2 separate regions of the Homo sapiens genome follow, and region 2 is linked to region 1. The links are chromatin loops, found by intact Hi-C in ENCODE. Cell type or tissue: MCF 10A. All regions are shown on one strand. Links, peaks and the distances in the headings refer to the core of each region. The heading gives the core; the rest is flanking DNA.

The links. A loop is a pair of places that touch in the nucleus more often than their neighbours do. Peaks named below come from ENCODE experiments on the same cell type or tissue, not always from the same donor. Only the 100,000 strongest peaks of a DNase experiment are listed, where the experiment ranks them.
Region 2: a loop joins it to region 1, with 2.9 times the contacts of the local background. A loop is called at or near these places in 7 of 110 quality-filtered maps.

Annotation. Positions count from the first base shown.
Region 1 is chr1:197,516,566-197,527,562 of GRCh38, reverse strand. The region is part of intron 20 of DENND1B (DENN domain containing 1B); the gene reads left to right. Among named protein-coding and RNA genes, the nearest start is that of DENND1B, 250 kb to the left of the region's middle. In MCF 10A, for the core only: CTCF peaks have their summits at 6,021, 6,220 (motif pointing left), 7,406 and 7,612 (motif pointing left); a DNase peak (open chromatin) is centred at 6,232.
Region 2 is chr1:198,352,696-198,363,692 of GRCh38, reverse strand. No RefSeq gene overlaps it. Among named protein-coding and RNA genes, the nearest start is that of ATP6V1G3, 180 kb to the left of the region's middle. In MCF 10A, for the core only: a CTCF peak has its summit at 4,439 (motif pointing right); a DNase peak (open chromatin) is centred at 4,462.

The DNA of each region.
Region 1 (10,997 bases), core at 3,285-8,284:
TGCCTGTAATCCCAGCACGTTTGGAGGCCGAGGCAGGCGGATCACTTGAGGTCAGGAGTTCGAGACCAGCCTGGCCAACACGGAGAAACTCCATCTCTACTAAAAATACAAAATTAGCCAGGCATAGTGATGCATGCCTATAATCCCAACTACTCGGGAGGCTGAGGCAGGAGAATCACTTGAACCCGGGAGGCAGAGGTTGCGGTGAGCCAAGATCATGCCAAACTCTGCCTCAGAAAAAAAACAAAAACAAAAAAAAACCTTCAAGTGATCAACTCTTTTGAAATAAGTTAAGTGAATGTTCTTCTTTTAACACACGTCCATGTCCATAAAAAAAATACTGCCTAAATGAAAACACATTTTAGCAGTCAGCGTTCCAAAGATATATGTAGACTAATTATATTAATACTAATGTCAATAATTTATAAATTGATCTTTTGAGTTCACTTTGAAAAATACACTCTCCATATTGTTAATGTGACAGAAAGTTATTTTTCTCTTTTGTTTCTCTGTTGAAATAATATTAATTTCCAAAATATTAAATTTGATTATAATTAAATGTTTGTTTTAAATCAGTTATGGATTACAAGGGTGCCCTCTAGTGGACATTATGTAGTACTTTCCTTAAAAGAAGATAGTTACACAAAAAATTTTTAGCGCCTTTCAGAATAGTGTGTCTTTTAGAAACACAACAGAATACACATTGAGACCTTTATATTGTCATAAGATTATTCAAGAACATAATTCTATCAAATAAATAATTCAAAACCAGCTCCTTTCAATAACTTGCTTGGACTTCATTTTTAAAATGTTTAGCTCTGCTGAACAATACTAGTATATTAATAACATATAATGGAAGATAATCTTTTTATGTGAACATGTTCAGTATATATTTTGAGACATTTTAAAGTTGACATGTACCTTAATGTTGTAATTTTACTCTTCAAATTTATTGCCAGAAATGACTGACATTTATTACAATGTCTTGAAACAAAAACAAAGGTACTCAATTTCTCCATTTAGTAAATCTAGTGAATACTACCATTCTAGACTTTACATCAGTAATCACATCATTAATATTTTTTCCTCCCTATATTCTGTCCTATTTGACTTTGTTTTTTTTCCCTGTTGCCTTTTTTGTTTGTAAGGGGTCTTGATTAAATTAACAACAGTTCTCTATTCCAAAAGTGCCTACCTTTTGTAAACAAATTATTATTGTTTTCCAAGAATCTTAGGATAAAGAAATGCTGATTTTCTTCTGGTTTTGAATATAGAGCTGCTTTTAAAGTTTGTCAGAGATCAATGCTGGTGTTGATGAAAGGAAAAACCAGTCTTTTCTTTGTAGGGCTACTGCTGCTGCCTATTAGTGTCCCCCAAGAGAAAGGAATTTTCAGAAATGTCAATAGATCTCTAACTATGGGGGTATAATAGGATCTTATAATTTGAGCTGGATTTGTATCTGCTACACATTGTTATATTTCCTAACATGTTTTCCTAACATAAAACACTAGAATAATACATAAATATCTTAAGTTGGCCTGTGCGCCTATACTAATTACAAAATAGGACTATGTTTTTCAACCTTCTCTGAAGTTTCTTTATGGCTTTTCTAACATATGAATATAATATCAGTTATTTCACAGATCTGTTCTCTTTTTGCCTTTATTAGTGTCTTTGACGTTTATAGTAAATGCTTTTGAAAACTAGTATTATTTGATTCTGACACCAAAATATAATTGCAATTTCTGTTAAGACCTTTGATTCATTTAACACCAGAAGCATTTTAATACTCTACTTATGTGTGATTCCACACATACACATTTATGTTCATTATATATTAATATGGTAAATCTGAGAAATAAAATGCAGCTATAATTATTTTACTAACAAATATTTTAACCCTTAGCTGTATATTTTTTGAAAACATAATTTACTAAGGTGATTGAAAATAATATGGTTCTTTTCTTCAGTACTGACTTCTAAATTATTTATCCCAGCTAGAAAAGTCATCTTCACATTAGTTAGTGAGAGGAACTGAATTCTGTGTCTTACTGATAATACAGTAGACTTGTCATGTATTAAGAAACCTTTTTAAATGTTGAAATATTGAAACCCTGTCAACAAAAGTGAAATTGCAAATAGCTTACCATTTATCAAAGGGTTACTGACTTATTTATTTTGTTTTGAGAATACTATTTAATAGTCTTATAAAACTTGTATTTGCACTGATCAATAATCTTTTGGTCCTGAAAAGTTAGTGCAGGGTCTTTGGTAGAATTTGCATTTTCAAATATTAAAGACCAGAAAAAAATAATGAAACAATGTATTTTAAAAATTTAAAATTGATATAATTACTTGGCATATGAACTATCTTTAAAAGTTGGCTAAAAGTATTAACAGTTCACAACCATACTACATATAAACACAGGTGAATAATGAGACCTCCTGTGAATACAAGACCTTCTTTCTACCTATTAACACACTTCAGTGAGAGACAGTCTTTTAGAATCCCTGATAGAGTGCTGCCATTGAATGGGTTTTTATGTAGTTTCTGATTAACAATGGGGAAATGAATTATAAACTACTGTGTTTCTGGGATCTTTTAGATAGAAACTAAACTTCCTAATCTGTGTTCAGTAAAAGCAGTCTGTAAAGGGGTCAGTTCTGATTTCTCATATTCTCTCTAAAATCTAATATGCAGATTTCTTTAGTCAAATTCTAGAACAGACCCCAACTTAGCATTAATAAGCATTTAATGCATTGTGAACATAATGGACATACCATAATGGAGAGTCTGTCTAATTCAGTTCAACACAACCAGTATCTAGCGTGTGCTGGTTTACAGCTTTCGAGATTGTATACCTCCTCTGAACACCTACTTTGTGCTAGGCCTGCTGATCTAGAGCTTTCAAGATCACTTATCTCCTCTTAACTTACTAAGGACCATTATTTACAAATTCAGAAAGACTTTACTTCATTGATGTTTATTTTTACTCTTCCTTTTTACATCCAACCATCACCCTCATCACTTAATAGAAAGACCCCCTGCGGGAATGTAAAGATTCCAGGCTTTGTAGTATAAGAGATCAGGATCAGAACAGTGTGCCGCTTGGATGGTATGTGAACTTGAGTAACTTTCCTAACTTCTCTAATCCTCTTAGCCCTCAGATCTATAAAATATTGATAATTATATCCACTTCCATAGAGTTATTGTGAAGATTAGAATTAGTGTAGTGACAGAATTTGTTCTTCCAGCAGTCACCAGAAGTTTCATAAATATTAGTAATATTGTTTATATCCTGTCAACTTTTAACAACAACATACCAAAAAAAAATTAATGAATGCCAACTATGCGTTGGGAGCAGAATGAATTAGACTGGTTTCTAATATCCCTCAGTTCTTGGATGCTCTGTTTTGTTTCTTCTTGTTGATTTTTTTGTTTGTCTTATTTTTCCTGCTCTCTTCTTCCTTTGTGTTTCATTTTGAATAATTTCTATTGACCTGTCTTAAAGAGCACAGAATCTTTCCTTAGTCTTCCAATGGGCCCATCAGAAGAATTCTTCATGTCTTACATCATTTGAGTTTTTTTTATCACTTGACTTAAAAAAAAAATAGATTCCATTTCTCTGCTATCGTTCCATCTATTCATGCATGTTGTCCATCTTTATTTTTCTTGCTTTTTCATGTCTTATAATTCTTAATTGAACAATGGACCCCATGTATAGAAAGAGTTAAACAGCATTTACACCCAGAAATGGGTAGAAACAGTTAAATAGTATTTACACCTAGAAACTGGCAGGCTCTTCTTCTATCATGCTGTTTGTATAAGAGGCTGAGTCCATCGGAAAATGAACTGGATTTTGATTTTGTTGATATCATTGCCTGTAATGGGCTGCTATTATCTTGTGCTTAGAGTAGAGTCTTCTAAAGAAGGTACTGGAAAGCTTTCTCAGTGTTCTTGCTTCACTCTGAGCTATCAGCAGTCCTGGAACCCCTGAGCTATATAGAGGCTTTTCTTTCAATGTTTTTGCCCCTCCAAAGCAGTTAACATCTGTGACTAGTTAGTTGATCCTAGCCTTATGTGTTCTCTATGCTTGTCTTAAGTGGGCCATGCGCCCCCGTGCCTTAGGAGTGGGACTTTCTTAGCATCCTTCCACTTTCTTTTCATGGCAGAGAAACTTCCTTATATCTGTGATTGGTCTTAGGTGGCCGAGGCTTTTCTGCCCTGCTCAGTGGTAGTAGACCTCTGCTTGGTATCAATATAGGATTCTGTTCTTAAGAAGGCTTCTTATTCTTCCCTAGGGCAGATAAAGGTTTTACTTCTACATTTCCCCCAGCAGTCTTGGGAGGCAGTGAGTTTGTCAGCAGTTTAAGGCTTTTGTTTTATATAAATGAATGTCCTCAAAGGTCATTGGGACTTCATGCCTGTCCCTGTGCAGCCTGTCACTTCCTGCAAGCCTGAACCACCAAGGGGAGTGCTTTTCAGTCTCCTGTACTGCTCCCAATTTTTCTTATGAGCACGAGGTAGTAGAGTTACCTCAATTGGAAATAAAATTAAAGAAATTTACATATGGAAAAGAGCTTGCGTGTGCAAACTCCCCCTGTCTTTGAGACGCTCAGCTATTCTAAGCTGACATGTTAGCCCATGGTTGGCCTTTAAGACCTTATTGACATTTTAGCAGATTTTTTTCTTACCTGTTTATATGGCAGCTACCTCTTCCCTTGTGCTTTGCCAATGGTGAAATTAATCCTGTCTCTCATCTCTCCTTGGAGGAGCTTCTAATATATGAAATTCAGTTTACTTGGTTGACTTGCAACACAGGTCTCATAGGTTCAACAAAAATTATGATTTTTTAAAAAGATTATCCAGCTTTTTCTCATTGTTAGGATGGGAGTGACATTCTCTTGCAGGTTTTACCTTCTAAGTTGAAGTGGAAGTGATATTAGAAGCAAAACAAATGAAAAGATATGATTCTTAGTCTCAAGGATTTGGTAAGAGAGGAATGTACTTAAAATTAAACACTGCCTTTATAATGGAGAATATATCAGATGACAGTTGAGTGGTAGAGAAATAAGTGAATAAAACTGACAAGGATTCTGAAATCACTATGGACTGGGAGAATTGGTAAAGGGTCCTTGGATGTGTTACGGCCACATCAGAATCTTTCCTAGTGACCTAGTCTCACATAGCAGTCACCTGCTCAAGGAATGTAATTCTGATGCTTGTGTAAAATTTTGTGTCCTTAGCCTAATAATAACAGCCCTTAATCAACTGAATTCATCAGACTTCACCAAATACGTATCTTGATAATCTTCCAGTTTGCCTTTTTGCCCTGACACGTATGTTTTCAGCATATTTCGCAAAGTATGTTCAGCTCTTGTCTCTTCATCCTGACATCTCACCTACCTGGAACATTAGCACTCTTATTATTCTGAAACTACCACTTGCCTTAAAAAATGAGATTTATAGCTTGCCATTTTTAGAGCTAGCCTTTCTCAGGCTAGTTCTTGGACATTTATTTCTTCTGGGTCTCTCTGGACTTATTTATCTAGCATAGTTATGATGAAAACAGTTCTGTTCATGAGTCAGAACACTTGGGTTGGAGTCACATTCTGTCACTTATGATTTACCTTGTCTTGCCCAAGTCACTTTGCTTTGTTAATCTTTTGGTTTCCTAATATGTAAAATAGAGAAAATGTTCACCAAATTTGTTGTATAGTAGATATTTAAATGAAATAAAATACAGTACATAAAGTAGCTAACACATTGAAGCAAGTCAATCATGGGTAAGTCTTTTAACTCTTTAGTTATTACCTATACAAATTAAAACACATCTTTTTAAAGCTTGTTTTGAATTATAAACTGCCATGCATTTTAAGATGTCACTATTATAATTATACATTATTATTTAATTTATTCACATATTATTTCATGCAGGTATTTTTTTCTTAGGCTGCAAAATACATAAGCTTGGGGATTTGTTGTAGACTTTAGATAAGCAAGGTAACACTTCTGGATCTCAGTTGCCTCAACTGTAAAATGGAGGGTAGTACAGATTGTACCTACTTTCAAAAAATTTATGTATTACAAGCATCTTAATTTTCTTATGTCTAAAAAGTTATATTTTCTCATTCGTCTGCCTATATCCCTTATTCCTTCCCCTCCCAAACCCCAGGAATTTAAATTTACCCTGCATTTTGCCTTTTTAATATTTGTCTGCCACCTGGTGATCAAAATGGTAACTGCAAGGTTAACAGTCTCCTTGGTGCATCAGGGGAGTGATTTTCATCATTCTACTTTCTGATTCACTTTCTGGAAACCATTGCAGTGAAAAGAAAGATTTATTTTGCTTACTGTAACGAAACTAAACTTATTTCTTGAGATCTCCTCAGACATTAAGTTCTATGATTTTGTGTCTTGGTCCTTCTACCTCTGTCACATTTTGTGTACATTTTCTTACATTTTTTTCTTTCATATAAAATACTTTTCCTTCTTGTCTTTACCAGTATATATTTTTTCACTTAGTGTCCACCTGTAGGGTCAGTGTTTCTAGTAGAATATCTCCTCTAGTAAGTTGTATTGCATGCTGATAGCCTTTTTCATTAGTTTAGTACCTTTTCACATTCTTAGCAAGCATCCCTTGTTATACGAATGTTCACTTCATGAATTTTTACATATATTAGATGTGTACTTGACATTTTACATTTTCAGGGGAGCAAAACTTTTACAATTATGTGTGTTTAGGCCCTAGGAGCAGTCTAATTGAGGTTGTGTGACATCCAATTCCCCATTTTATTCTTAATTCTTTGTATCAGAATGATATAAAACTTTGCTTATTTTGTTTTCTCATGATGTATTTTACATCCAAAAAAATGTACCCTTGTTTTGCACAGTACTGTCTTTCAAGAGAGTTACTAATTTGCACAGCATCAACATGACTAGTGAAATAACCAGTGTTAATGTGATAGCTACACCAGGTCTGTACAGTTCAGAAACTTCTATACCTTCTTATTTGATCTCAGAATTTACCGATGTTTATAATATGTAGTTACAGTTATATTATTAGCTGACTGGACCTATTTTTTCATTATTTAGGAACATCAACAATTTGACACTACTTATCAGTATTAATGGTCATTTAATGTAAGATTTTCATCTATGATCAAAAAGTTTATCAATTATGTTCATACAATGAGGAATAAAGTTTTTATTTATAACTGCTCTACTATATGTAGTATTTTGGCATTTCACCCTATATTTTTTAAGTGTCTTGAGAAAAGGGAACATCTTTTTCATTTATTTTGTTATGCTTCACAGCATGGAAGGCAGTAGTATGCATGTAATAAGTGCTTAATGGATGTTGAAGTGAAGAGATGCTAAGAACTGAAAGAAAAATGAGATACAGCTACTGACTTTCAGGGAATACGCAGTAGCAGCTTTCAGTAGGTTCTCAATAAATATTTCTTGATTAGATGGATTTCTATTGCTCTTCATTATCAGGACCTGTAAGTCCAGAGGCTATCCCATGCCTGCCTGCCCCTACTAAATTCTCATCTCCCATACTTCCCTGCTAAATCTATGATTTCCCCCACCTTACTATTATAATCCCCCTTGAATTTAAATTTCCAGCTTTTGCCTTCTTAATATATGTCTGCCATCTAGTGATTAAGAGGATAACTGCAAGTCTTAATGGGCCCCTTAAAAAATCCCATGTACCAACATAAGCCCCAATCCACAATGCACCAATAGTTACCTTTCATTCCTTAGTATTTGCCCTGATTGTCCCACCACTGGACATTTGCACATATTGCTACATCTTCCATCATCTAACTAACCTACTAACTTTTCAGAGCTCAACTCAAATATCTTTCAGGGAAAGACTTCCCTTGACCTCCCACACTAGGTCAACTTCCTGAAGGGCTTTCATAGCAATCATAGTTTAGTACAAATTAACCGAAGTCATAATTTTTATGCTTATTTGTATGACTGTTCAATTTAATTCATGTCTCATTTACTAGAATATAATATCCATGAGGACAAGGGGCCTCTTCTTAGTTATCACTGTGCTCTAGCGTGTAGCCCAATGCCTGGCACAAAGCAGGCATTTCTTTAATCTTTGTTGAATGAATGAATATAATACCCTTCTGTGCCTCATGGACACTAAAAATGTTTATGTCAGTGAACTAGTATAGTACTTTATCCTTTATGTTTTTCTTATCAGTTCATTAATAGGTTCTCAGCAAAAACTACCTACTATGTATAAAGATATTCATTTATTCAGAAAACATTTCTGCCTGACCTAAAGAATAATTTTACAATAAAAATAAACTTATGACTCATATTTTAATTAGCTCATTAATTAATATGGAAACCCCAGTAAGGTGGTATAAAGGACAATCTGAAAAAGAGAAACACTCGAGTACTGAAATGTATATGCTGACAGATACAAAACCATAATATCCACAATGTAATAATTACATCTTCACTGGACAAAATTTACTTGCATCTCTATGGACAAGAAACATTTGCATTACCGTCAGTCTTTCACAAGTTAATTTCTATCTTTACAGAGCTATAAAAATAGAACCTATGAATGGTGCAGACCTGTATAGTATCAGAAAAACCTGGAAAAGAATGCTAGACAGCACTCAGCATTCCACTGGGAGGATAGCAATATTTTTTTTGCCCATTTCAAAGTCTTTCACAGTTTTCCCGACAGTCTCCCCACTTGTGTTCATAATAATCTCTAAGATTGTTCTTAGTCACAAAAAGAAGACTGTTCTTACTAGATTTGGCCTATTTATGTTGGGGCAACCAGAAAGCTAATTAACCATTTAAGCCTTCTTGAGTTTGCATTGTAAATCTAGAGCCATGCAGTATTGACTAGCTAAGCCTTCAGAATTTCCTTACTTATGTAAATTTTCATAAGAAACCTCAGATTGAGCCTATATAGTCTCTGCTATTTGCTATCTTGAAGCTAAGCAACTAAGCCCAAGAAAACTTGCCACCATATGGTTTACCTGAAACATCTGTAAATTAAGGTGAGTTCCTCTTGAGATTCTCCAAATTTGCTAAGGTTCCTGGTTTTCTAGAAAAAGGCCTTCCTTACCCCAATAAGGTTGGACTTTCTCAGGCAGACAGCATGTAAGTTTTCCTGGGAGGGTTTTGTGGGCATTAACTGCATAAATACAACAACCTCTTTGTTCCATTCTAGTGGATTGTCATTACTGCCACTTAAGATAAGGCGTTGGTTATACAATTTGTCCAATTATATCCTGGCAAGATAGTTGAAGACAATGAAAGATGCAGAGCACTACAAAACTTGATAACCCCCACAGGACCTTCTAGACAGCATTCATAATTCCACTGGTCAGACACCTCATAATCATTTTGCTCCTTTCAGAGTCTTTTGCAGTTTTCCTGGAACTAGTATGTATGACACAATGTGCTAGATTCTGAGGGCACAAGAGATAAATTAGCAAGGCAAGGGGTCTGCCCTCAAAAGCCTACTGTACGGTGGGAGAGAGAATGTAATGGCATATAAATTAATTGGTGAGCAAGGGAGTGTTTCCTGGAAAGATAAACTCTTGAGCCAAGGTTTGAAGGATAACTAAAAAACAAACAAACAAACAAACAAAACATGGGGAGGCTGGGGGGAAGAGCCAGGAAGAAAGAAGTTTTGGTAGCATGTCAGCCCACGTGTAGGACAGAGGCAGAAGACATTGAGAAGTATACAAGAGAAGGAGACGGTTTAGTAGTGTGGAGCAAACATCTTTATGGCAGGTGAAGCCTCCAGAGAGGCTGCCATAGCCAGATCCCTCTGTGCAAGGCAAGTAGTATGAGCTTTATCCTGAAGACTGTAAGGGGCCATTGAAGGATTTCTTTAAATAGGAGTATAGCATGATTAGGTTTGCCTTTTAAAAAGATCACTCTGTCAGCAATTTACAGACTGTAACATTCTACAAGACAGAATAATAGAGACTCAATATGGGGTAGGCAGTTACTACGTATTTTTGAATGAAAATCGATGTGTATAGACAAAGACAGTGCAAAGAGGATAAATGTAAGAGAAAAGTGTTTCTTGTAAAGGAATCATATGCAAAGGTCCTGTGCTAGGACAAATCAGGACAAATATAAGGGGTTGAAGAAGGCCATGGTGATACCTTTGGTTAGAACAAAGGGAACCCTAGGGTGCAGACCTTGAACTTGCAGGACCTAATGAATGAAAGGCAAGTGAATGTCATTTATTCCTTTTTTCTTTTCATCAGCAAATAGTTATTGAGAAACTTCTGTAAGCTGCTATTCTGTACTTCCCCCAAGTAAGGCAACAGCCACATTTAATTATTCTCTGAATTTCTAGCATCTCTTTAATCCACAAACACCCAGTAAGCACATCCTCATTCATGCTACTACTGTCTTCCATGCTAGGAAGGCATACAGTAGGGTGCAAAGGGCACAAAGAAGTATGAAATTTGAATCCCACTTATAGAGAGCTCTGAGTGTAGTGGTGCAGGCAGACACACGAGCAGATAACACAATGAGATTAATAGTACATTTGCCAAATGTTTACCAAATATGTGGCCATACAGAGGAACACTTAGCAGATAAAGCTTTCCAGAGGCTACATTTGAGCTGGATGTTGAAGGATAAGTCACTATACCCAATTGTGTTAAAATAATGTATATATTTTTTATTTTTATTGTGTGGGTTCAGATTATTTTTCTCTATCATAGTCATTTACATTTCAGGTCCTGCATAGTTAATATGCATGTTTTTAATAATGATATGTCTGTGATTTGTTAACCTAGATGAAGATGTACTGTTACTGGCTGGGTATTGGCACCCTTAAGAATACACAATATGTTTTCTGCAGTCTAAACTTACTTACTACCATTTCCCCACAAAAGACCTTTATTTTTAAGATTGTGACCAGGCCTTTTTTCCCTGTGTTGTTATGTTCCGAACATGGGGAAAACTGTCCTTTATTTCCCCTGAA
Region 2 (10,997 bases), core at 2,191-7,190, 840 kb before region 1:
TACATGTAATATACCAATCAAGTGATATAGGAATGGCTCTGAGCAACAATAATGTAATCCTGCATCCCCTACATTTACTTTTTAATGAAATCTATGTCCTACATTCTAAAAGACAGCAAACAATTGTAATTTTTCAACTAAGTGAAAAAGCTATAGAGACTATCCAGATAGACCAATAGAAATGCATCCTCAATTGGGTGGCTAATCTTTGGAGAGCAGGGAGATCACATTCCTTCTTCCATAGGTACTGAATCTCTGCCATGTATCTCAAAGGAGAAGGAACTGTGGGTCTCTTTTGCCAATTCAAAAGCACATGCATGCACGCAGGTATCATGAAAACAGCATCAAGGCAGCATAACTGTACATACCTAATATTATAATGTGAATTAAATTTTAATAGAGTCATGACAGAAAACTTCCACAAGTCAACTTAACCTGTAAGCATATTGTGCCAAGTTTTGAAGGAGAAAACAGGCAAGTTTGGGAAGGTATTCCCGAAGGGAAGAAAATATGAATTCTAAATACTATGTAGCCAGAGATCATCTTTTCATTTAGCATGACAAGTAAAACTACTACTTAACCTGAGTCTGTCTTCATCTTGTATCTCCCAGAGACATCAGATGTTCACTAACAGCTTAATCCCTTCCAACTAGGATAGAAGGGACAAAAAAAAAAAAAAAAAAAAAAAGTCTCCCCTGATAAACTTCCATAACCTAACAGTTTATGTGTGGCACTGATTCTATGTTTCTACTTTCATAAGGTATTTATTTTAAAATCAATAATAAAATAATATCTTTTACCAGTTAAACTGTCATCTTGTGAAGGAACATTTGACAATTGATTGTTTGATAAATGAAAACAAGCTAAATGTTGGTTAATTAAGTCACTGAGCCATGTGTTCGGTTTTTTACGGGCATCTAGTATGCAGTAGTAATGACATAGACATTGGGACCCAAGAATAAATGAGGCACGATCTCTGGACTCAAAGAGCCCAGTATCTAATGCAAGTGACATTAATGATGGTAAACATAAGAGTGAAAAACAGAGGTATAAACATGGTGGAAAAGTCAGGATAAGCTTCAATGAGGATGGAAGAGTTAAAATTAGGTCTTAAAGAATAAGGAGAAATTTGTCAATTGAAGAATAGGTGAGAATCACAGGAGCCAGTATTTGAAAAGATTCAGAGTAATGAAAAGGTTTGATATGGTAAGAAATTGTGGTAAAGGCTGACTAGTGAGAGGTAGAAAAAAAAACTAAAAGAAAAATAAGAAGAAAAAGAAGAAGTTGAAGCCTGTGTTGAAGGACTGTATATACCATGCTTCAGAGTCTGACATTTATTCCAAAGGCTATGACAACCCATCAAAAGTTTATAAGCTTGGGAAAAGGGGAGACAGTATAAGATATGTGTGTTGAAAAGAATTCCAGCACAGTGTCTGGCACTAATAGGCACTCAGTATGTATTTGATAATGAAAAATGAATATGAAGGTTGTACTGGAGAAAGACACACTGAAGAAAGAGAGGCTAGTTTTATAATTATTGAAATATGGATGAAAGAATAATGACAGCCTACAGATAGGAGCAGGGGAAATAAACAGAAAAAAAAACTGACCAAACACTCATTAAGGTGGTATAATTGACTTAACTAGTTTAGAGACTGGATGTTTAAGGAGAGAGGAAAGAGCCTAGAACTCCTGGATTTCATGTTTGTGTGATTTGACGGATGGGAGTTCCAATAATGGAGAGAAAAAGAAAACAAAAGGATCAGGTTTCTGTGGGAAAATTGTGTCTGCCACTTATACCTATTATAATGTATATGTATGGACAAAATCAACTTTAACATGGCTCCCCTTTAGGTTTCAAATTCCAGGAATGCCTTATTTATTGTTTTATATCCCATAGCATAATTATGGGTACAAACTAAGAGTTCAGTTTTTATTTAGAGAAGAAAGCAAGAAAGAAAGAAGAGAGAAGCAGAAAGCAGGAAGGAGAGAAGAGGGAGGAAGAGGGAGAAAAGGAAGGGAAGAAGGGCAGGAGGAGACAATCGTGACACAGTAGTAGAGGGTCTGGAGTTCAGCAGAGAAGTGCACAGGTCTGCATGTAGAATCACTGGCATAAAACCCATATTTGATTTGAAAATCATTGCATCAGTGGTGTTGCATAATTGCAGCTTTAACTTCTCTGTTCCAATATAGTTTTTTTTAAAAATCAACATATTGCTTCCTGGTTACAGGGTATTTTTTACATAAGCTTGTATCTATTGCTAGTAGAGCTGCATCAACATTGTTAATATTTCAGGTAGCATCTGTAATTGAAATAGTATCCTATGTTAATTTTAAAGAATCCCGAAATCATACTTGCAAACTAACCGGTCTTTATTTGAATTCCCATATGGAGTACTGGAACATCTTCAACAATACATTTTCACTGTCCCATCTCAAGTAATAAGGGACAAGTGTTCGGAAAACCACAGACAGTCTAATGGACACAGAAAGATGGATCCCTGAAACTAAAGTTTTCAGGACTTACAACAAAAGCATACATGCCGTATTCAAGCAACAACTATCAATTTGCCAATCTGATGTTAAAATATTGAGTTCATCTCTCATAATTTTGATATTGTCTCTACCAACTGTTTAGAATGAGGATTGAAATTAGCATAAAGGAAGAACAGGGAAAGGATGAATTGCACAGGGTGAATAAAAATCACTCTGTATATTTGAATATGTAGCATCAAATATTTTTTCACACTTAACTCAATTTTGTCTTTAGTATAGGCCTGACTTAATGTAAGATGATTGACAACCTCTCCCTATTTCATCTATTGTAATGTTCTTCAATTGCCTGAGCGCTTCTTAATCAAAAGAAGAGTTCCACACCACCCTTGGATATCAAAGGAGAAGGTTTCTATAGCTATTACTGAATCAAAGAGTTATTCTTTGAAGAACCTAAGGTGAAACATTGAAAAATCCTTCTGGGATACAGATGAAAAATACCACATGTGTGTTTCCCCCAAGTATCCAGTGCGATCCATCAAAAGACTAATAAAAACACAGGCCTACACTCACTTGATAAGTGTATTCATTTCTCCTATTCTTTTCTCACATTTTCTGTGTGGCTGCTGATCTACTAATCTTTCTCACGTGGAGTATAGCTGGACTAAATAAAAATGCCAGCCCTGATTAACGAGTCAGGTGAGAAAATGACCTCTGAAATGCTTTCATTTCAATAAACCTTTTATGCTAAGGAGCCAGGTCAGGGTGGGAGAGACATCATCATGGAAGAGCAAAAGATACATAACACATGAATAATGGTAAGATTTCCTGCATTAAGGCATGTGCTATCTATGGCCATAATGTTGCTGAGTGAAAGTTATTTAATTACTTTGTTCTGGAAACTCAAACCTTTCTGGTTCAAAAGAAGGCATTTATAAAGCCTACTGGGAATTAAGGTAATTAGCGCACATCTCATTATTCAAAAGCTCAATCCTGTGAGACTAAATAATTATAAAATTCAAGTCAGAAATGACTTGACTTTTTTATACTGTGGCTGGTGAATGGAGTCCCTTTTTATTTCTTTTTAAGATGGAAACCTACCCATTTGAAAACAGAAGTTGTTAACTTGCTCCTTGAATTTAACATCTGGTAACATTTTCATCTTTTGCAAACTAGTAAAATGTTGTAGTATTTTTGACAGTGGGAGTTCAGTGCCAGAAGAAATTTTATCAGTACAAAGAGACTACAAAATAGGTTTCTTACTGGGCCACAGGGTTTCTTAATCCTTATCTTACTGCATTAAAAAAGTGCTGCAGGGAAGGTGCTATTTGCCTATAATTTCTCTAGGAATTAATTTAGGGAGAACTTAATGGCAAAGAATGGGATACAACTATTCCCCTATACTGTGTTAATGCATAGAGAGAAATCTGCTGTTGTTTTAATGTTTTAGTTATGGAAAGGCTGTGAGTTTTGCTACTTCACTGGAATCACTTTTCCCTCGTAATCAACCAATTACATCTATCTTTTATCAGACTGCATTTATCACTTGTCAATTTAGTTTTTCAACAATCTTTTATGGCTGTGTGATATTCAAAGACAAACATGTTAAATATTACTAGCAAACTTTTAATATGTTCAAACTCGGGGACCATTGAACAGAGTCATCCCAGGGTGTTTGGCATGTACATTCTGAATGAGCAGAAACGTTTTAACAGAGGCAGCAGTGGTCACAGAGCAGTGCAGTGAAGACAGCACAGGCTGTGGACACAAGAATGCAGATTTATGTTCTGGTTCTGGTAATTATAAATTGTGGAGACCTCCTTAAATTTTGTAAACACTGAACGACCATTTTCTCATCTGTAAAACGGGGGCTGTAAGATATGAGAATTAAGATAATTTGTGAATTACAACTAGCACACTGCTTGGCACCTAACAGGGCTCAATAAACAGTCATGATTCTTGTTATTCCTGCAGGGGGCAGTGTATGAAGCTTAAATTGACAGAAAATATTTTGTAATTGCCTTATAAATTTTGAGCAGAAAGACAATAAAATGCATACACACACACACACGCACATGCACACACGATAGATGTATATATGACAAGGGCTATATAACATTAAAGTGAAACATTTGTTTGCTCAGAAGCCTCTGTATACAAATAAATTACTAAGCAAAGACTTAGAAGCACAAATTACTTTTCTGGATGACTAGGTGGATTATGCTCAATAAATGTTCTGATTAAAAATTTGTGGCTATATCTGATTTGCTTGTGGTATTATGGAAACAACTTACAGGTCAGAAAGAGAATTAACACCTTTTCAAAAGCAAAGCTAAATAAAAACCATTAAAAAAATCTTACGGAAAAATAATGTTGCTATCATCAAAGTGTTCTATGCAGTACTCACATGAAAGGAAAGCAAGGAATCTATCTGAATAGGTTTTATGTACAAAGAAAAAGATTTGTGTTTTATTGTTATTAATATAACATAATCACCCATGTTTTCTGAACACATACTATGTGCCTGACACATGCTAAGTGCTTTTTGTGTGTTGTCTTATTGAATTCTCAGAACTCCAGAAGAAAACAGAAGCTTAGAAAGGTTAATTATTTGCACAAAATCTCACAGCTATAAAGAGAAATAAAGAACCTGAATCTCAAATCAGATCTATCTGACTACAAAGCAGGCATCTCCTCAGTCTAAGATGTGTCTCTGAAATCAAAGCTTTTTTAAAGGCACTGTGAAATTGGAACAATCAGAAATCTACAAAAAACTGTTTTCTTGGAAAAAAGTATCTGGAATTTTCCCACAAAGTGGAAGACACAGTGTATACATCTCCACAATTCTATGTACCACAAGCAAAGATACATAAGTACATGGAAAATAGAAAAACTTGAAAATGTGCAGTTAAGTTTGTAAACACAATAGACAATGACTAGAGGAATGAAATACTCGTTTCAAGAATACATGTCACTGATGTGAAGAATGGGGATAGAAAAAAACTAAACTTACCTTCAGAATGTCATAACAACAACCATAATATGCTTGAAACTAAAGATTCATCAAAATCATAGATCTATAATGACAAATCTCTTAGTTGTTAACATCAGTGAGTGAAACTTCACCCACTGAAGTGAATAGGTGGTAAAGAAAGGTAATGCTATCACTGATCTTATAACCTAAGATAGCAAAGTCTTTGTATTTCAAGACTTGAACAGAAGGAATGGGATAAAAACATTCATTTTACGCTGGAAATTGAGGAGTCACTGCATTTCTCCTTTTTTTAAATCAGCAATCTTGTCTTACATAAGAAGGAACATAGTGGTCCCTTCTCTTCCCTAAGTATGTGTCATTCTGGGTAAGTTAATTTAACCTCAATAAGAGTTAAATGATTTGCACTGCATTTAGAATAACTCTCAGCCGAGTAGATTCGGTTTTTGATAAATAAATATTTCAGTTGCATTTTTTTTTTTTGAGACAGAGTCTCTCTCTGTCACCCAGGCTGGAGTGTAGTAGCATAATTTCAGCTCACCGCAACCTCTGCCTCCTGGATTCAAGCAGTTCTCCTGCCTCAGCCTCCTGAGTAGCTGGGATTACAGGCATGTGTCACCACGCCCCATTAATTTTTGTATTTTTAGTAGAGACAGGGTTTCACCGTGTTGGTCACGCTGGTCTCAAACTCCTGACCTCATGATCTGCCCGCCTCGGCCTCCCAAAGTGCTGGGATTATAGGCGTGAGCCACCGTGCCCAGCTTAGTTGCATATCTAAATAGAAATATTTGTATTACAGTTAATAACTAAAACTTATTTCCTTCTTACCGTGTGCCAACTGCTATAGTAAATATGTGGATTAACTTATTTAATCTTTTCAATAAAGTTCTGAAGTAGGTATCAGATAAGAAAACTGAGATTAGAGATATTAAATAACTTGCTCAAGGCCACGTGGCTGATAAACTGTGGAAGTGAGTATCAACCCAGCCCCCACTCTTAATTCGAAAACTGATAACCATTCTCCTAAAAACAGGAAGAAGAACTCATCATTAAAGAACTAAAGGCATTACTTAATAAGCTTCAAGTGAGTTCTTAAACAAGCCTATATTAAAATTAATCAATACAGAGAATACCTTATATTGTCTTTAACTTAAGAAGGATGTGTGTGCCTGTGAGTATGTATGTAATTTGTCAAAGGCCATTTATGTGAGTCCAAAATATATATTCAAACTCTTACACTTCCAGTATTGATTTACTTCACTATAAACAGACAAAAAGAAAATAGCCACATAAATTAACTTGACCTAATTACGTTAGCCTTGTTCCCTACAGGAACTTTCCGTCTTAATTATTAGCTTTATATCGGACTAAAGACGCCCCTTCTATCCTTGGTTATCCTCCAGCTACACATTTATAAATCCACAGATAATAGCTATCCTTTGTCGAAATCTGTCACGTTCCATGTGCTGTATGAGCCCAAGGTTTCCCAAACCATATTAAGGTAAAAATGTTCTGTGGGATGTAATTAGATAATCCAAGAAAAAACAAGTCTTTCCCAAACAAATAAAGTGATATGTTTAACTGTTAACTAGGTTTCGTTTTTTACTGCAGAATTTCCGGGAACTATTAATGTATTTGCCAGTGTGTATGCTGTGAACCTCCAAGAAGGGGGTTTAGTAAAGTAGCTTTCCCCACATTTATTTGACCATAGAGATTTCAGTTGTTGAGCACAGATTTACATCTCCTGGAGTCCAGTGATCTCCAGAACATACTTTAGTATATGGTACTTTTATATGATCTCTGTTTTACAGATTATAATTTTTAAATATAGGTAATGTTGTCCCCATTATGCAACTGAAACTAAAGCCAAAGTTATCAAGCAGCTCGGCTGAGGCGGCAATTATTATGAGCTGTGACAGGATTCAAATTCAGGTCTGGCTTGATACAAATTGTTCTGCTTTTCCACCTTACAGTGCTACATCCCCCACAAAGAAATGACTTGAAACACTCCCAAAGGCAGGTGCCTGCACACTCCCAAGCCTTCTTCCTCCTGCCAGCGGGAACCTGATATTTGGATGAGAAGGTGAACACCAATAACTGTACCTCTGGCTATCTTTTCTCCTTTTTCCTTATCCTCGGGGGGAAGATATGCCCCATAGATATGACGTCTGAATCTGAAATAATGGATTTTGGGGGAAAAAATTTTTTAATCCACCAGAACATGAGTACAAAAATATCTTTCAAAGACTGCAACCTGTCCTAGGAACATCCGATCATAGACTTAATTCACCTCTGGAGAAATGTGGACCCTTTGGCGTTACTGAATAATCACAGTCAGACGCTTCGCAATAGTGGGCAGATGCGAGGTGGTACAGGACGCCATCTAGTCTCATTTAGGAGTTCATGACCCATACTTCTACCTTTCACATTTGTATGGTTCCTGTCTGTATTAGTCCGTTCTCATGCTGCTAAAAAGAAATACCCAAGAATGGGTAATTAATAAAGAAAAGAGGTTTAATTTACTCACAGTTCTGCGTGCCTGGGGAGGCTTCATGAAACTTACAGTCATGGCGGAAGGCAAAGCAGAAGCAGCTACCTTCTTCACAAGGCAGCAGCGGGAATGCCAGACGGTTATAAAACCATCAGATCTCATGAGAACTCACTCACTATCACGAGAACAGCACGGAGGAAACCACCCCCATGATTCAATTGCCTCCACCTGGTTCCTCCCTCAACACCTGAAAATTATGGGGATTACAATTCAAGGTGAGATTTGAGTAGAGACACAAAGCCTAACCATATCACCATCCCTATGAATACAGCATTTCTTTCCTTATGATAAATAAAAGTAGCCCATCCCTTTTCTAACATGCTCGTAAATAGAATATTGCATATACAAGAATCACATACTTATCTTATTCACTGTAATATCACTCAAACTTTTATTTCTTTTTACAACTTTTATCCTTCCAGCTCCCATTATAATAGCTATAACTTTATTGAGCTTGTCTGTGTGCTGGGTACTTTACCTACTTTTCTAATCCTTACAACTCTGAAAGGTATGTAAAGAAAAATAATTTCTTAACTCCTATGAGTAAATTAGTTTAGGATTTAACTTAGTTGTGAAAACATTTTCTTAGAAATTAATACTTATCTCTTTAATCTAGATTTTTTTGTGATTGTTTATTACAGAAAAAATATTTGTAATTAAACATTTACACAATTAAGCAAATTTAAATACACAATTTTTTCTTTAATGAAGCAAACCTTCTGATCATTTCCACATATGCAGGTAGCAGTATTCCGTTTTAGGTAACATTACCATTATGGCATGGAATTATTTTGAGAATTTGAACTATCCACAAATTATATATTAAAAGTTTTCTCTTTTCTATTCATAGTCCCACTGAAAATCCTGACACCTAAAGACTATATATTAAAAGTTTTCTCTTTTCTATTCATAGTCCCACTGAAAATCCTAACACCTAGAGACTAAATTATAAAATTAAGCCAGGCACAATGGCTCATGCCTATAATCCCAACTCTTTGGGAAGCCAAAGCAGGGGATCACTTGAGCCCACGAGTTCACGATCAGCCAGGGCAAAATAGTGAGACTGCTTTGCTACAAAAAATAAAATAAAATAAGATAAAAATCGACCAGGTATGGTGGCACATACCCATGGTCCCAGCTACTCGGGAGGCTGAGGTGAGAGGATTGCTAGAGCCCAGGAGTTTGAAGCTGCAGTGAACTATAATTGTGTCACTGCACTCCAGCATGGATGACAGAGCAAGACCCTGTCTCAAGAATAATGATAATAATCCACCAGCTTGAACATAAAGTAAAAATGGGAAGGAGAAAGAAGAAAACGTTAAGTGCATGCAAACAAACACATGTTTAAAGAAAAGAAAATTTTGAAAGGTACTACAATTCTAGTTGCTATAATTGGTTATGAGGTTGCAATTGCTATCTATGGCTTCTTTATCCAGTGCCCATTCCATACTTTCCTTTACCTCAGGCAAAACCTCAGCTGCTCTGGGTTCTTTACCTGGTGGAATCATTCAAACTTCCATTTCAAAGGGTCTGAGTTCTTAATTGTCCTGTCTTTTTTGGTTGCTGTTGTTTTCCATTCATCTTTATTACTAGACACGAAAAGTCTAAAAGACCCCCAGACATTCCCATGGGTTGCAGACATTGTCTTCCTTGACCACATTTTACAGCAGCAACCTAATTTGTTCTTGGTGATCAGGTGAAGTTACTTAAGAATTAACCCATTTTTGTTTGCCTGTTGGTTCCGTGCATAACAAGCCCTGTATGCCAAGGTCTTAGTCTCATCATCTGATTTAGTGGAACAATTGTTATGTCCTCTGGTGGAAACATTTCCACGTCAAGGACTAAGAACTCTAAACATGCAGAGCTCAGTTTTTTCTTCACTACCCACTCAAAACTGGCAGTCTTATGAATGATTTTTTTGGCATAAATGTATGAGATATAAGTGCAGTTTTAATACATGCATAGATTGCATAGTGGTCAAACTAGGGCTTTTAGGGTATCCGTCACCAGCATAGCACGCATTGTACCCATTAAGTAATTTAAGAAGCACATTCAAATGTGGTATAGAGTGCCCCCAAAATTCAAGAAACACTTCTGTTTTTCATAGGTGATGCAAGATATAGTAATTTGTTTTTCACTTTGAAGTGGACGTTTCAGCATGCTGCAGACTATTGAACTTTCAGAAACTTCACTAAGGTGGCAGGCCCCTGAATTTCTGCAGGGTTTCACTCCATCATTCGCAAATGTATCATGAAAGCATCTGAAGTATTTGCTACTTCCTGCTCATCAAATCCATTCTGCATAAGACAGATAATGTTTCATGAAATACCTAGATACATTTATGTGGTTTTCATCACTTCAATGTATAATGGATTTATCACTAATCATTTTTGTGTAGGAATAACTTCCAAGACTTACCTTGCTTACTCACTGAACATTGTAACACAAACCTACCTGGCCAGATATCACACAAAGTGTGACTTTTGGCAACCAGTACTGGAAGTAAGTTAGCTGTGAGCAATGAAGAAGAAACAAAGTGTAAAATATGCAAAGGCAGAAGCAAATCTGTAGAAACCCCCTGCGGTTATCAAACATGTATATTTGTAAGTAGATGATTCAGCTTTCATAGATGCTTAGTCAAGATGAAAGTTCTCTTCCATATTTGATGATGAAGCATATAGAAGTGTACACTGAATTTTCTTCTTTTTTATAAAAATCAAGTGAAATAGAATAAACAAGAATTCCTTTATTTGTAGGTTACAAACCCCTGACAATCCCACAAATGGCAAGAATGTCTATGAAATCACATCTAACAATAATTTTTAAAAAACAAATTTTTATCAACCACATAGGGAAAAAGACCAAATTTATGGTTCCATTTTCTCAGTTAGAATTATAACAAAATTCTTATCATTTGAAGATGAAAATTAGGAGTATGCAAGCAGCTAATTAATTAAAATA